Regions from separate parts of the Homo sapiens genome. Here region 1 is linked to region 2. Evidence: read pairs that join two places in POLR2A ChIA-PET (ENCODE). Cell type or tissue: IMR-90. All regions are shown on one strand. Each heading gives the region's core, and the rest is flanking DNA. Links, peaks and the distances in the headings are about the cores only.

Region 1 (7,451 bases), core at 1,035-6,034, 97 kb after region 2:
ATAAGTTGAGAATGCATTTAATACGCCTAACCTACCGAACATCATAGCTCAGCCTACCTTTAATGTGCTCTGAACACTTCTATTAGCCTACAGTTGGACAAACTCATCCAACACAAAGCATACTTTATAATAAAGTGTTGAATATCTCATGTAATTTATTAAATCCTGTACTGAACATGACAAACAGAATGGTTATACTTGAAATACAGTTTCTACTAAATACGTATCACTTTCACTCCATCATAAAGTTGAAACTTCATAAGTTGAATCATTGTAAATTGGGAACTGTCTGAATTGTCCTCTTTGCCACCACTAGACTGTGTCTTCTGAATCACTTAATGCCTCTTGTCCTCCTAAAATAACAGAGGGGTTGGACCAGGTGACCCCTGAGGTTCCCTTTGGCTTTAAATTTTAGAAACCCTTTGATGCCCTGTTGGAAGACCATGAGTTCTGTTTTTCCAGACACCTTGTCTTGGCTCTGTTTTGTTCTGCTCTATAGCCTAGAGACACAGAGAGTAAGTCTGTGACCTCGAGGCTGTGGAGGATGTGCAGGCACCCTGTAGATTGACCATGGTACAGAGAAGAAAGAACTGGCCCAACAGAGATACTTTAGTCTCACTGATCTATATTCCTAAGCAAGCTGACTCAATACAAACAGAAGCAGAGAACAAAGGGGGCCCCCAAGGAGTCATCTGTTAGCAGCACTCTCTTCCTGGACACGCACGATTCTCACACTTTATACACCACACTCACCCCAGAGGTTAGGCTCTCTCCTCGGTTATTTGGAGAGGGAAATATCCTATGACTGAAGTGACTGCCCCAGAGTGTTGTCCTCTGGGCTGAGAGCTTTCATGAGGACAGGACTTTACTGGCTTCTAGCATCTGTTTGCTCTCCCCCGACCCCTTTTCCAGGGAAGGCAAAGGCAGAGAACTCTGTGGAGCTTTCAGACTTAGATTTTTTTCTGGGATTCCCCTCTATCTATAGCAAAGATTTCTCAGACAGTGGAAGCAAATTCCCATCTGTTAAAATTTGGAAATTTCCAAATCCCCCTTATTTATCTTGTGCTTGTTTTGGAAAATCTGGGAGATGTCCACAGATAGATACATGGCGGTCTCCTGAAGGATGTTTTTAAAAGATTGCAAAACTGAATCACAGTGAAAGTCAAACTGCAAGCAAGCTCTTATTTTTCGGCTCCATGCCAGACCTGACCAAACAAAGCAAGCAGAAAATAAACAAGGACATCAAGTTAAAAGACCCAGTCATCAACCTCATTCAAACTGTTATCCATAACAGAGACCAGGGTGAGCATCGCCAACCAAAGTTCTAAGTTTAACTTTAAGCTACTTACAGACCTAAAATCATGGTACTGCTCACTTAGTAGGAATTGAACAAACCCATCAAATCTTACATTATAAGTTGGAATTTTGAAAAAAGGAGTGCCTTTTCATAGAACTGCCTAGTGATAGGACAGGAAACATCATCATTAATGTCTTTTATCCAAATCTGTAGTGTCCCCATTAAAAAAAAAATCTCGAAAGTAATTGAACCATATTAAGTTTCTGTCTTAGACACTGTGCTAGTTGCTGGGGATTAAACCATGATTGAGATCTTCATAGATATCATGTTCCTTCAGAATATGATAGCCGCGTGGTGTAATCAAGCATCCAGATGGATGTCACTCAGTGTGACAATGAATTCAATCCACCCATTAAACAAAGAAATATTTATTGAGTGTAGATTATGTGCCAAACACCAGGGCAGGGGCTGGGGCAAGGTAAAGAATAAGATATAACACAATCTCTGGTGTCAGAGAACCCTGAGAGAGTAATTGCGTGAGAGTTATCACGCAGTAGAAATTTCTACTGCTGGGGAGGACACAGAAGGCAATCTATTCTAGTCTATAGCTCCTGGAAGGCAGAGAATGGCGTTTAAACTAAAAGATGGTAGGAGGTGGTCGGGCAAATGGAGATTACAGAAGAGAATAGCAGGAGGAAGGCCAGGAATCCAGATGACCTGAATCACTGAAAATCAAAAGGAGGGAGTGAGATTGTCAAGGCATTCTTTGTAGTCTGAAGGAAATCCAACTACATTCAATAAATTACTAGAATTCTTTCCTTATTTAGTGCTAAACAGAAAATATACAACTGTCAATCAGAGCTTATGATTAACATATGTAGGGTTAACATAGTGAATATGATTGCCACTAGATGCAAATACACCCATCATTTCAGTTGAACTGTGAAACGAACTAGATCTTTTGAAATACTGAAAACTACTAAAAAATTCTGATTATTGATTTTCTTTCACCATAGTTGGGAAACACTGTTCTAATAACTTAGTATCTGGAGCAAAAGAACTCCTGAGTCCGGTATGTTCATGGAACAGAAACTGTTCAGGTCCTCAAAGCACCAGGCATTTGACCTTCTAGCCAAATGAAGTACTTCTATGAAAATGAAAGAACATCTTAATACTATCATAACACTTTAAACAAACCTGGCTTTAAAACACACAGTCTTCTCCTCTCAGTGACTTATTTCAAATGTACTTATTCCTTCCCTGGGATAAATTTGGCCTCTGTATCAACCCAGAGGTCAGAGAGCTAAGAACACCTCCCCTTTGAGGGATAAGCAAAAGCAGGAGCTGAGAGAGTAGACACAGCATAGGTCAGATAAAAAAGATGGATTTGTTCATGATGCACTGGGTATGGAACTCAAGAAGGACGGAGAGATGGACAACACTTGCCAGTGATGCAGAGAAGCCACGACCTCTACATTAAAATCCATAAAGCCCTCTAAGTAGAAAAATCCAGTTGAGCACCATCCATATGGCTTCCTCAGAAACACTCAGAATAGCAAAGCTCCCTAGATGCTGGGCAGCAAGAGCACAGGTGGTGGATCTGCCAGCTTTTGCCCGCACTGGAAAGTCAGAAACAAGTGGGCTTTCTCTAGTGAAGCTGGGACATGTCAAAATGCAGCCACTTCCCCTTTTGTCCTGGTCACAGGGCACTGGGCTTTGGCGTGCTCTGACAAATCGAAAAATAAAGTCAGCTGTCAATGAAGACTGGTTCCTTCGCTCTCCCACCTCTCCAAAATGTTTCTGTTTATTCTCCAAGATTTGTCCAATAGGAGCTTTCCAGGACCACTGAGCCTCATCAGAAGAGGCACTCATGTTCTAGGTCTTTGCAGGATGAATTGCTCTTTTTATTTTCCTCTTTCTCTCTCTCTCTCTCCAACCATTCTTTTTTGTTTGTTTTTTGTTTTTGAGATAGGATTGTACTCTGTCGTCTAGGCTGGAGCGCAGTGACACAATCATAGCTCACTGCAGCCTTGAATTCCTGGACTCAAGTGATCCTCCACCTCACTGTCCCGAGTAGCTGGGACTACAGGCATGAGCCACCATGCCGGCTACTTTTATTTTTTTTTAAAGAGCCATGGTCTTGACGTCTTGCTATGCTGCTCAGGCTGGTCTCAAACTCCTTGGCCTCAGGCAATCCTCCTACCTCTGCCTCCCAAAAGTGCTGGGATTATAGGCGTGAGCCACCACGCCCAGCCTTGACAACTATTCTTATCAAAAAGATCACACACACACACACACACAAAAAAAACAAATATAAGGAAGGAATGTTTTTTAGAACTTGGATTTCCTCACTAGCTCAGGAGCCAGTGACCTCATATTATAGCGATGAAGACAAATAAGAATAGTTTCTGAATTGTCACTATTCTCTGTAATTTCTTCCATTTTTGGTGTCCTTGAAACATGACAGCAGTACCAACTGGATAAGAGTGATCCGCCATCCAGAGTTTGATTTAGTTTTATGGAAATGAGCCATATATAGGGATAGATCATGAAGCCAATGGGAAACATTTAAAACTTGAGATGAAGTTAATCAAGCCCGTATTACACTTAACAGTCTTCTCTATTAAATAAACTTCTCTTCCTTCAAGATACTATTTTGAACAAATAAGATTTCTGCAATTCTGCAAGACTGAAGTTAATTAAACAGCATAGCAAAATGGAAAACAGATGTCACAGAACATTTTCAAAGGATTTTAATGACATTCAGCCTATTTTCTTAGACTCGTTTGCAGTTGCTATCGTACCCTGCACTTAAGTAAGTTCCTGAGTTGTTGGAATGGGAGGATTTATATCCATTTCATATAACTGGCAGTAGAAAATCTATTCAAAGAGAAGTACAGTTGTGGTAATCTTGCAGAGTTTTTTTGCTCCATAACCTGACTGGCTCTTTTGGCTTAAACTCTTGAACTCTTTTAAATTAATGTTTTCCATCTTTCAAAAGAACTTTCCATCTTTCAAAAGAACTTTCCATACCACCAACTCTGATTCTAATTTTTAATGGTTCTTTCTGGTAGTCTCAGGCTTAATTATTCTGAAAGCGCCTGCAAGATTGACTAAGAAACTTAGTATCTGTCAATTCCAGCTCAGAAAAAAAACCACAGCATGAGGAAATTTTGGGAGATGAAACTCCTTGTTAATTCAAGTATAGGCATCCACAGTTAGATTTTTAATGTAGTTTTTCATACATTGAGGAATATTATATTCAAAATTCAAAACTGCAAAGGTCTCTTTAAAGTATCAAAATTTCAGATGACACTGAAGAGAAGAAGTAAGTTTACTTTCTCAAAAAGTGCATTCAGAAGGAAAATGTAGAGTGACCAAACAGGGATTATAGAGAATCTTGTGACTACTTTTCTTCTTTTGTAACTCATCCTTTAAAGCATCTTTTAAGATGTTTCCCAGTGCTTGAAACCATGTGATGATTACTGACATATGTCCCAAGAAGCATTACAAAATTTACAAGTTTTTTTTTTATACAGGAAGCTCAACTACCTATTAAAAATGGCATGTGTCATTTTTTTTCCAGTTTCAACTAACATGGGAATTAAGAGGAAGCAATGAATTATCATGCTGCCTGTTGTTTATATAAGCATCCCGTGCAACTTTCAAACCAGGGGCTGTTTTAAGCTGAAACAATGGTATCTTTCAAATCAGAGAAGAGATGACATAAATACATGCTACGAGTGTGAAACAAAGGGACAAGAATTCTAATTAGAGCAGCAATAAAGTAAACCTGAAACAAAAATTCACGCAGTAAATAGGTACCCTTATCTTGGGCAATGGCTTGTTTCTGGTGCTGCCTTTATGACGTGTGTGATGGAGAGGACTGCAACTTCTATATTATCAACAACATGGGCTTTTTTCTTGTCTGGACTTTTAAAAAGTTGATGCAAGTGTTTGTACATATTAATGGGGGATATGTGATATTTTGTCACATGCATAGAATGTGTAAGGATCAAGTCTGGGTATTTAGAGTATTCATCAGCTCAAGTATTTATCATTTCTGTGTTGGGAACATTTCAAATCCTGTCTACTAGCTATTCTGAAATATACAACAACTTTCTGTTAACTATGGTCACCCTATTCTGCTAACGAACATTAGAACTTATTTTTTCTAACTGATGTTTTCACCTATTGACCAAGCTCTCTTTATCTTCCTCCAAAAACCCTTCCCAGCCTCTAAGAAAAGGGAACTTATATATTGTTGGTGGGAATGTAAGTTAGTATAGCCACTATGGAAAACAGTATGGAGATTTCTCAAAAAACTAAAAACCGAACTACCATACCATCCAGCAATCCTACCACCGGGTACTGATCCAAAGGAAAATGAATCAGTATATCAAAGAGATACTTGCGCCTCCATGTTTACTGCAGCACTGTAGCCAAGATATGGAATTAACCTAAATGCTCATCAATGGACCAATAGATAAAGAAATGTGGTATATATACACAATGGAATACAATTTGGCAATAAAAAAATAACGAAAGGCTGTCATCTGCAGCAACATGAATGGAATGGGAGATCATTGTGTAAAGTGAAATAATCCAGACAAAGAAAAACAAATATTGCATGTTCCACTCATACATGGGAACTAAAAATGTTGATTCCATGAAGGAAGAAAGCAGAATGATAGATACCTGCCTGGACTCTATGCTTGAAAGTCTTTTCCTTTTATTTCTAAGAAAGCTTTATAATTAACTATTTTTTTCAAGAAATATTATACAGTACTCATTAATGTTGCCATCTGTAATTTTTGATATGCTAGGTATTAATATAAAAAAAGAGTAAGATAATGAAAACTGGAGGAATTGATTTGCTGTAGTTGGGCTGGGTGTGAATAAGAGTTTAAGAAGGACTGGCCGGGCGCGGTGGCTCACGCCTGTAACCCCAGCACTTTGGGAGGCCGAGGCGGGCGGATCACCTGAGGTCAGGAGATCGAGGCCAGCCTGGCCAACATGGTGAAACCCCGTCTCTACTAAAAATACAAAACTTAGCCGGGCATGGTAGTACACGCCTATAATCCCAGCTATTTGGGAGGCGGAGGCAGGAGAATTGCTTGAACCTGGGAGACGGAGGTTGCAGTGAGTCAAGATCTCACCACTGCACTCCAGCCTGGGTGACAGAGTGAGATTACATCTCAAAAGAATAAAAATAAAAAATGAAAAGTAGATAGAACACATATTAAAACAAAATAAAAATTATCGAACATTGTGGACTCTTCTTAACGCTTGCTACATACAAGTCTCGTGTATGCTCTGTGTCTTCCATAGAGGCTCCTTCAGCCATCTCAGTCCTCTTTCATTCTTGTCCTCCACCCCCACCCAATCCATGATCAAGCCATTGTTCTAAGTGTATGTCTTCTGCGAATGAAATCTTGGTTATAGAAAATGACTCTTGAAGCATAATTGATTCCAAACCCTGACTAATAACAGGTTTTAAGTTCTCCTTTTTCACATCAGTTTCTGGCCACAAATCAATGAAAAATGCCAAGTGAAATGGCCTTGAAAGCTGAAGGCTAGGACAAAGGTAATGTGGTTTTAAAATGAAAAAGAATGGTCAGATTCCTTCCATGCTTGGAATTCATGGACAGTCCTCCTCCAAGGGGACTTCACAGTCTAGAAAATGTGTTGGGAAACAGATGAGCCTCACAGCTGCTGCTGTCTCTGGTCAGCATGCTATGCGTGTTTTGCTCAGCCCGAAACCACTGCCACAGCATCTCAGCAATCACCCTGTCCTCAGTGTTTGAAGCGAAACTACTAAACTACTAAGCTACGCCCTTTGGAAGGGTTAGAGGTATGGGCCGAATTATTTCTTCTCTTTCTTACTTGACCTTGATCTGTTCGTCACTAACAGACGGTCACCATAGACACAAGGAACAAAGATAGGTTCTTTGAAAGGCTAAGCATATATTGGGAGATTGACAAAACTGCCACACCTTCATGGAAACAATCAGAATGTCACTGAGGAATGCAGAAAAGATGAGGAAAGAAAGCAAAGTAGTGTGCTTTTGTTTGACTGCAAAGCCCCTTTTTAGTAAAGAAAACTGTTTTCAAAAAAAAAACCAAAAAAACAAATTGGCATCTTCCATTTGTG
Region 2 (7,451 bases), core at 1,010-6,009:
GTAATTTCAGTTGAATGCCCATCACCAATAAAAGTGAAATTGTTTTTCTTTTTTTAACTTTAAAGAATGTAGCAGAAGGGATGCTGTATCTGAAACCAAACCTAAAAGCACGGTGAATGAAAGGAGGAGCAGATTACCTCAAGGGCAGAAGAAAATCCAAAAGCCACATATAAAGAGGGGAATCAGACCCATAATTCATAGCAGAGCAACTGCACAACCAAACTTTGTTTCAAGATATTCAGTCTTCATCACATTCCTTGCTAACTCTTCAAATGACAGTATTAACAGTGGAGCTGGATTACTCTGTAAATGCTACATACTTGCTTTATTTTTCACATAATAAACCAATAATTGTTGGACTACATAGGATAGGAAATCTTTCACTATCAGAGTAATTCTGAAATATATGCTGAGAGATTTCAGTAGACTGCTATGGTGACAGGAAACAATGGGAGCTAAATGACATTGAGCAAACATTCAGGAGTCCAAGGTGATTATTCTTTCATTTTCAGATTTGTATTTAACTTAATAAGTAGACAAAATCAAAATAAACACATAGGAAAACTGAGCTCCAAGCAGAGTTGTAGAGGCTGCATGGAGCTTACCCAGGAGCTCAGATATTATAGAGCCACAGAAGGAGCAGACAGAGAGCGGTCAGGTGGTACCTAGAACACAATGACTGTCACTCCGTGGCTGAGGTGTCTACTCAACCCCACTGCTGCATTTTCTCCTCAACTGCCAGCCCAGGGCAGCTGGCCAAGTTGTAGAAACTGCCACTGTGTGGTTCCCTCAGTAAGCCAACCGCACTTTTCCATTGGAATTGCTTTCCCAAATAAACTGGTCTTCAGGATTTTTAAGCATTTACCCTTAAAAACTTTCCTCCTGAACATGTAGTCAGTGTTCTCAATTTGACTTTGCCAGATTTGCCATCTGTGCTTAAGCTTTTGGAAAATTCTGCAGTTGCCCTTGATGCACATTTTCAAGTGGTAAGATCACTCTGCATCTCAAAGGATGCTTGCTGTGCTGAGAAGAAAAACACAGTTGGCCTCAGGAGATCCAGGTCCAACAGCTCACCTTGGGAAAGTCCCAACCTTTATACATGTTAATTCTTAAACATTTATATAGTGGGCCGGGCGCAGAGGCTCACACCTGTAATCTCAGCACTTTGGGAGACCGAGGCAGGAGGATCACGAGGTCAGGAGTTTGAGACCAGCCTGACCAACATGGTAAAACTCCATCTCTACTAAAAATACAAAAAGTAGCCAGGCGTGGTGGCACGCACCTGTAATCCCAGCTACTCAGGAGGCTGAGGCAGAAGAATTGCTTGACCCTGGGAGGCAGAGGTTGCAGTGAGCCGAGATTACACCAATGCACTCCAGCCTGGGCAACAGAGCGAAACTTGGTCTCAAAAAATAAATAAATAAATAAATCTGTATAGTGGAGGTGAGGATATCTACCCTACCCAACTCCCCTACTAAACAGCAGCAAATGTCCTGGTATTTTTAAACGAATGGAACTTGACCCTCCCATATAGCACTGCCTTTCACATATCTCAACCTTGATATGCTCTGATGAATCTAAATTTAGGCTTTAAAAAAATCTCTCAATATAAAATCATTCCAAATAACTTTTAGGTGAGCTGTCAGACTACGTTGTTCATTTGTACCCTGAGTCAAAGAAGTTGATCTGGGTAAAGGTCTGGCAGCTTCACACCTCTGGTCGTTTCACTAAGCATCCACCACGCTTCTGAGTAGCTCTGGAAAAGCGGGAGATGAACTGATATTACAATGGTATACTTTTCTAGGTTTGCAAACTGACAACTCTTGGTGGTTGTGTATAAAGAAGGGCCAAGGAATCATGAACTTGGACAGCTGCCTTATTAGCCCTAGCTGATTTTTTCTGCCCTTCAAAGACATTTGCAAGTTCTTGTATATCACTCTCTCTCTTGCAAATAAAAGCTTCTCCCTGGAGAGGCGAGCTCCTTATCTCTTGTTCCTGGGTATCTTACAGTCACTTGCCAGGACAGATTTATAGTTGCTGGTGTGGACAGTATGTACTCAAACGTTCTCTGTTACATAACAAAATGGTGCAATGTGAGAGAAGTATGGAATACATTTGGATTCATTTTGTCTCTTAATAGAGCCAAAAATAGATTTTTTTTAAAAAAAATCTACATCTTCCACACAAATACATCCATTTATAGTTATGAAGACAAATAGAAAATGAAGCTTTACCAAGAAAAACCACAAGTTTTTCTAACTCCAGTTTTGAATCAATCTATTTGAGGTTTCACTGGAATACACTTTATTTACTTCAATATTCTGTCCCTGGGCAGATTTTGCAGACTATAGCAGAGCCTAGTCAAATGACAGGATCTTTAGTCAACCTTGAAACACGGAGAGCCCAATTTTCTTACTTTATGCTCTCTTTGGGGGCAAACTCATCCTCTCCCAAGGCTTAAATTACCATCTGTGGTGATAATTCCCAAATCATGGTCTCCCACTCAGATCTCCTCCCAGAATGGCAGCCTAGGTATATAATTGTGTCCTGGACATCTCCACTTGGAATGTTCAAAACTAAACTCTTGTCCTTACCTCTGTAAAACGGCGGCTCCATCTACCCAGGGTCTGGCAGAGCCCTGGGAGTAACCTCTGATGCACCCCCGTCCCTTACCCCTCCCATCCCCCCTCCCTCACCCCTCCCATCCCACCAACACCACTTGTAGTCAATTCCTTCTCCTAACTAGCCTTGGAATCCACCTGCTTCATCAGTTCCTTTGCCATTCGCTCAGCTGAGATTACCAATATCTAGTTCTCGTATTATTCTAACCGCAAGTAGCTTTCCCGTTTCCCATTGACTACCTACAGAGCGCCCACAACAGTGTGCCAGCCAAGAAGGAGTCATGAAACAGACATAGAAGGCTTCTTCACTGCCCCCAACAGGGGCACCATCTGGTGGGAATGAGGCTTGACTTAGGTGGTCCCAAGAGAATACTACAAAAGAGTATACAATTAAGAATTTTTAGCCAGTCGCGGTGGCTCACACCTGTAATGCCACCACTTTGGGAGGCTGAGAGGTCAGATCACTTGAGCTCAAGAGTTCAAGACCAGCCTGAGCAACATGGCAAGACCTCATCTCTATTAAAAATACAAAAAATTAGCTGGGCGTGGTGGCGCATGCCTGTAGTCCCAGCTATTTGGGAGACTGAGGTGGGAGGATCACTTGAGCCCAGGATGTCAGGGCTGCATCGAGCCATGATCATGCCACTGCACTCCAGCCTGGGTGAAGGTAGTGAGTTCATGTCTCAAACAAAAAAAATTATTTCTTAGTCTAAAACTTAATCCGTTATGGGAATGAGATTAACTCAATGAAATAATTAACAGTAATTGCTATACAAGTACTGTTTTGGGAACTAGGAACATCACAGCATTTCAGAAAAGGGAGAGAACAATGTGACAATTAGGACGAAAAGCTTAAATGAAATTTCTGGACAAGTGTGTAGGTTTCCTGTAGCAGTCACTCAACAAGCATTAACCATACACATAGTAAGTGCAGGACTCTGCTCCAAGTAAATGACACAGCAAAAAAAAAAAAAAAAAAAAAAAAAAGGAGTTAGAAGATAATCTCTCTCCTCAAGAAGTGAACTAGAGAATTCTGATCTCCAATATACTGTGGAAGGATGTTAAGAGTCAGAATTTGACCATGGGCAGATCCTGAGTGTACATTTCACCAGCTAAATTCAGGCTCCCTTTCTGCCAGGTGACTGTTTCACATCTCTCTCCTCAAACTGCACCCCCGGCCCCGCACTCCCTCCCCGACCCTCGCTCCCCACTGATGACCACACTCCCCATTCCACTAAGAAAACAGAAGCAACACAGAACTTCCACGAGCTTCCATTGCTCCTTCCACCCAGCCCTCATCTGTGCCCCCAGATTCCGCCTGTTTTCTGGGGCTACAGGAGAATCAGCTCTGTGCTCTTGGCTGAGGTCAAGCCCTCTGCTTGTGCACAAAACCCCAGCCGCTCTAGGACATCCCTCCAGCAACTGTCCTCATCTTTCCTGACCTTGGGATAGAAAAGGCCAAGCCCTTCACCAGTCATTCTTGGATACCTCCCCAGTCACTTGCTGCAGTAGAAGCAGTGACTGATGAGGGTGACATGTACTCAACATTTGGTGTTACGACATAAAATGGGTTGCTGCGAGAAACAATAGCGTATGTACTCCTGGACTGATTTTGTTATCTCACAGCTGTCCTTCAGCCTGTATTCTCTACTTGCCTGAACTGCAACCCCAACCTGGCATTCCTCATGCTCCCTAGATCTATTTTACCACATAGCACATAACTGTATCTGAGGCACTAGCTGTTTAGTTTGTTTTGCTTACTGTTCATCTCTTTCCACTGGCATATAAGCTCCACGAGGGCAAGGATTTCGGCATATTTGTCCATTTCATTCACTGCTTTACTCCCAGAGTCTAACACAGAGCCTGGGCCACAGGACTTGCTCCAAAAATATTTGTTGAATTAATGAGGTCCCAGACTTGCCATTTCTGATCTGTGTGATCTTGACAAATTACTTACCCTCTTAAAATCTCACTTTCATCATTTTTAAGATGGGAGTGCTGATAGTACTCACTACGTGGGATTGTGGTGAGGATTAAATGACATAAAATGTGTTCAACATTTTAGCACATTTTCTGGTTTGAAGTACTCAACGAACGGTATATATTCTATGATTAATTCGAATCATATCCATTAGCATCCAGGTTTACCTTGAGTGTATTCAGCTACCGATAGGTGCTGGTTTGGACATTCAGTAGACTGGCATGAAAAAGAAAAATAAGATGTCTACATATGTGCTTTCCTTCTACTACTGAAGACTATTTAAAAACTAACCTTCACTTAAAAAATACTGAACATACAACTAAGTAACATTAATGTCTAGGTCTAGGTTACTAAGTTCTCAGTAAAAATGATGTTTAGTAAGGAAACGATGTCAGTCAGCCTGCAGCTCATATTGATAAGCCATCCAAAATTGGTCCCATAGGTGATGACATCTAGACCTCACTTCTTCCGCTACCTGTGCTCTCTTCCCCCTCTTCTCTTTCCTCTGTTGTCACAAAGCCAGCTACTGCCAGGATCCCCCCTCCCCATCGCTCTGCAGTCCAGGGTGGGGTCTCTGTTAGCATGAGGAAACGTGAAAGGAAATGTATCTCTGTGTACCTTTATTTTCCCTCCAGGGCTTAAATGGAAAAAGAGAGAAGGTGGAGTCCCTTTTGCCATTGTAACTGGAATTAAAAACCTTAAAAAACTCAAGTTGGAGCTCTGAGTGCATTTTCCCACAAAAACCATGTTATATATAGTGGTTTGGTTCTATGGTACTATTAATAAGACAGAATACTTCAGCTATGATTTCTGGGCTGGCCTGGGAAACCACTAAATATGACATAGTTTCAGTGAAAAAGTGTGTTCAGGGTTCCCAGCAATGAGTTTTACAAACCCACAATCAGAACACAACCCATCTGAAAGCTGAGGGCCGCCTACTTCGCAGTAGGTTTGACAGCCTCACAAAGGCATCCGAATGTCATAGACGTCAACGCCAAGCTTAAGAGTCTCCTGCGTGGCGCTCCAGCAGTACTTCATCTCTGTTTGCCTGATCCCCGTTCTCTAATGTGGCGGGCCTACCTCACACAATTTTGTGAGAACTGAAGCACCTGGTTAGCAATAACTATTCAACAAAGGTTAGCTCTCTTCTCTCCCATTCATTGGTGAAATTTCAGTGTCTGTACTTTTTACTTGGTTTCATGCATTTTCTTATGAATCTATTTTTAACACTTCTATATGAAAAAAATACAAAGCTTTTGCCAGTAGAAACCAGAAAACGGTTATTGCTCATTTCTTCTGGCTGACACACCTTGTCTGCAAATGGCAGCTTCTCCCGCAGCAGGAAATCTTTTCCATCAAATAAGCCATTACGCCTTCCAACAGTCTCTGCCAAACTGAAAATCACCATCTTCACTTACCATAGTGGCAGAGCTTTGGCAGTTGGGCTAACGCGCATTGAGCAGGGAGACTCGGCACTGACATTAGCTAACCATCCCACATTTCCATCTTGTTTCCTCGTAGTCATTATCCAAAATACACAAGGAAGAGAGGCTCACCTAACTGGAATGGCTTATGTTACCAATTACGGTCAACCCTAAAGCACATAACCAGGAAGGCAGCTAACACTGACTGAGCAGGAAGAAATCTGTGCCCTAAGTAGTCCACGGAGTTAGGCAGAGAATTGTACCTGCCACCAGTTTCAAAATGCTCTTTCTCCTTCCCTGACACCTCAGGCTCTCCTTATTTCATTTTATCTCCATGTCTTTTCTACAAGAATGGGTCACTGTTTTCTATTCATTAAAACTCTTTGAGCCAGGCACAGTGGCTCACGCCTATAATCCAAGCTACTCAGGAGGCTGAGGCACGAGAATCGCTTGAACCTGGGAGGCAGAGGCTGCAGTGAGCCCAGATCATGCCACTGCACTCCAGCCTGGGTGACAGAGCGAGACTATGTCTCAAAAAAACAACAAAACAAACAAAAAACTCTTTGGATGAAACATTTCTCATCTACCATCTCTAATTCTTTATCCTCTCTTAAAATTTGATAACAGAGCTTCCCTGTTTTTTAAAAAAAATCCCTTAAATTCGTGCAATCTCAAAGAGATCTAGGGCTAAACACCTGGGAGACTGAACTAAGAAGAAATGAGTGTCTCAATTTCCTCTCTGTATGGCCCTGGAACAAATCCTCACCTTCTCTGCAGCTTTTTCTCAAATCTGGTCGAGTTCCATTTCTTGTATGGTGTCTCAAAAGAACATTGCTAGAATGAGCCAATACGTATATAGTACCAGGAGCACTTTCAAAGAACGCTTTAGTGCTCTTTTAATGTATTATTTTTAAAAAGTATATGGTTAGTGTCTATTTTCCCCATTTACTTGTAGAAGATTATTTGTAAAATACTGAATGGGAGGCAATTTTTGAAGTATAGTGAATTGTGATTACTCAGAGTTTATCCGGATCTCTTGAAATAAGTGCTGAAAAAGTGCCATACGTTTTGATACAAAATTGTTGAAGTGGAAAATATACACAAAAGAAAATGTCGAATACACCTTTTTATAGTTCCCAATGATTGTGAAAGAAATCTGGAAAGGGGGGAAATCAACAATTGTTTGGACAATTAAGAACTGTTGGAACACGCTAATAATTTCCCCTTGAAATAATGACTTCAGCACCTTGAGCAGTATGAACTCCACCAACATTGCCAGGAAATGCTTTATATGTTTCAGGAATAATTAGTTGCTTCAAATATAACAGAGTCAAAGGTTTACTGTAACCTAGGGAAAATAATATTTTGCAAAAATGCAAAAATGCAACTACCCTCAAAGGTAGTCCAAATAATATAGTTCATGAG

The links. ChIA-PET counts read pairs that join two places held together with the same protein. Peaks named below come from ENCODE experiments on the same cell type or tissue, not always from the same donor. Only the 100,000 strongest peaks of a DNase experiment are listed, where the experiment ranks them.
Region 1: POLR2A ChIA-PET joins it to region 2 with 20 read pairs; 6 of 35 experiments call an interaction of 5 or more read pairs at or near these places.

Annotation. Positions count from the first base shown.
Region 1 is chr4:168,737,495-168,744,945 of GRCh38, reverse strand. The region is part of intron 10 of PALLD (palladin, cytoskeletal associated protein); the gene reads right to left. Among named protein-coding and RNA genes, the nearest start is that of PALLD-AS1, 93 kb to the right of the region's middle. In IMR-90, for the core only: no CTCF peak of the experiment used is centred there; a DNase peak (open chromatin) is centred at 1,205.
Region 2 is chr4:168,834,825-168,842,275 of GRCh38, reverse strand. All of the region lies in intron 10 of PALLD (palladin, cytoskeletal associated protein), which reads right to left. LOC124900809 (a long non-coding RNA gene) reads left to right here and starts at 3,697. Exons shown (of 2, transcript XR_007058361.1): 1 at 3,697-7,451. RefSeq lists an enhancer at 771-1,285. In IMR-90, for the core only: no CTCF peak of the experiment used is centred there; no DNase peak of the experiment used is centred there; H3K27ac peaks cover 138 bases.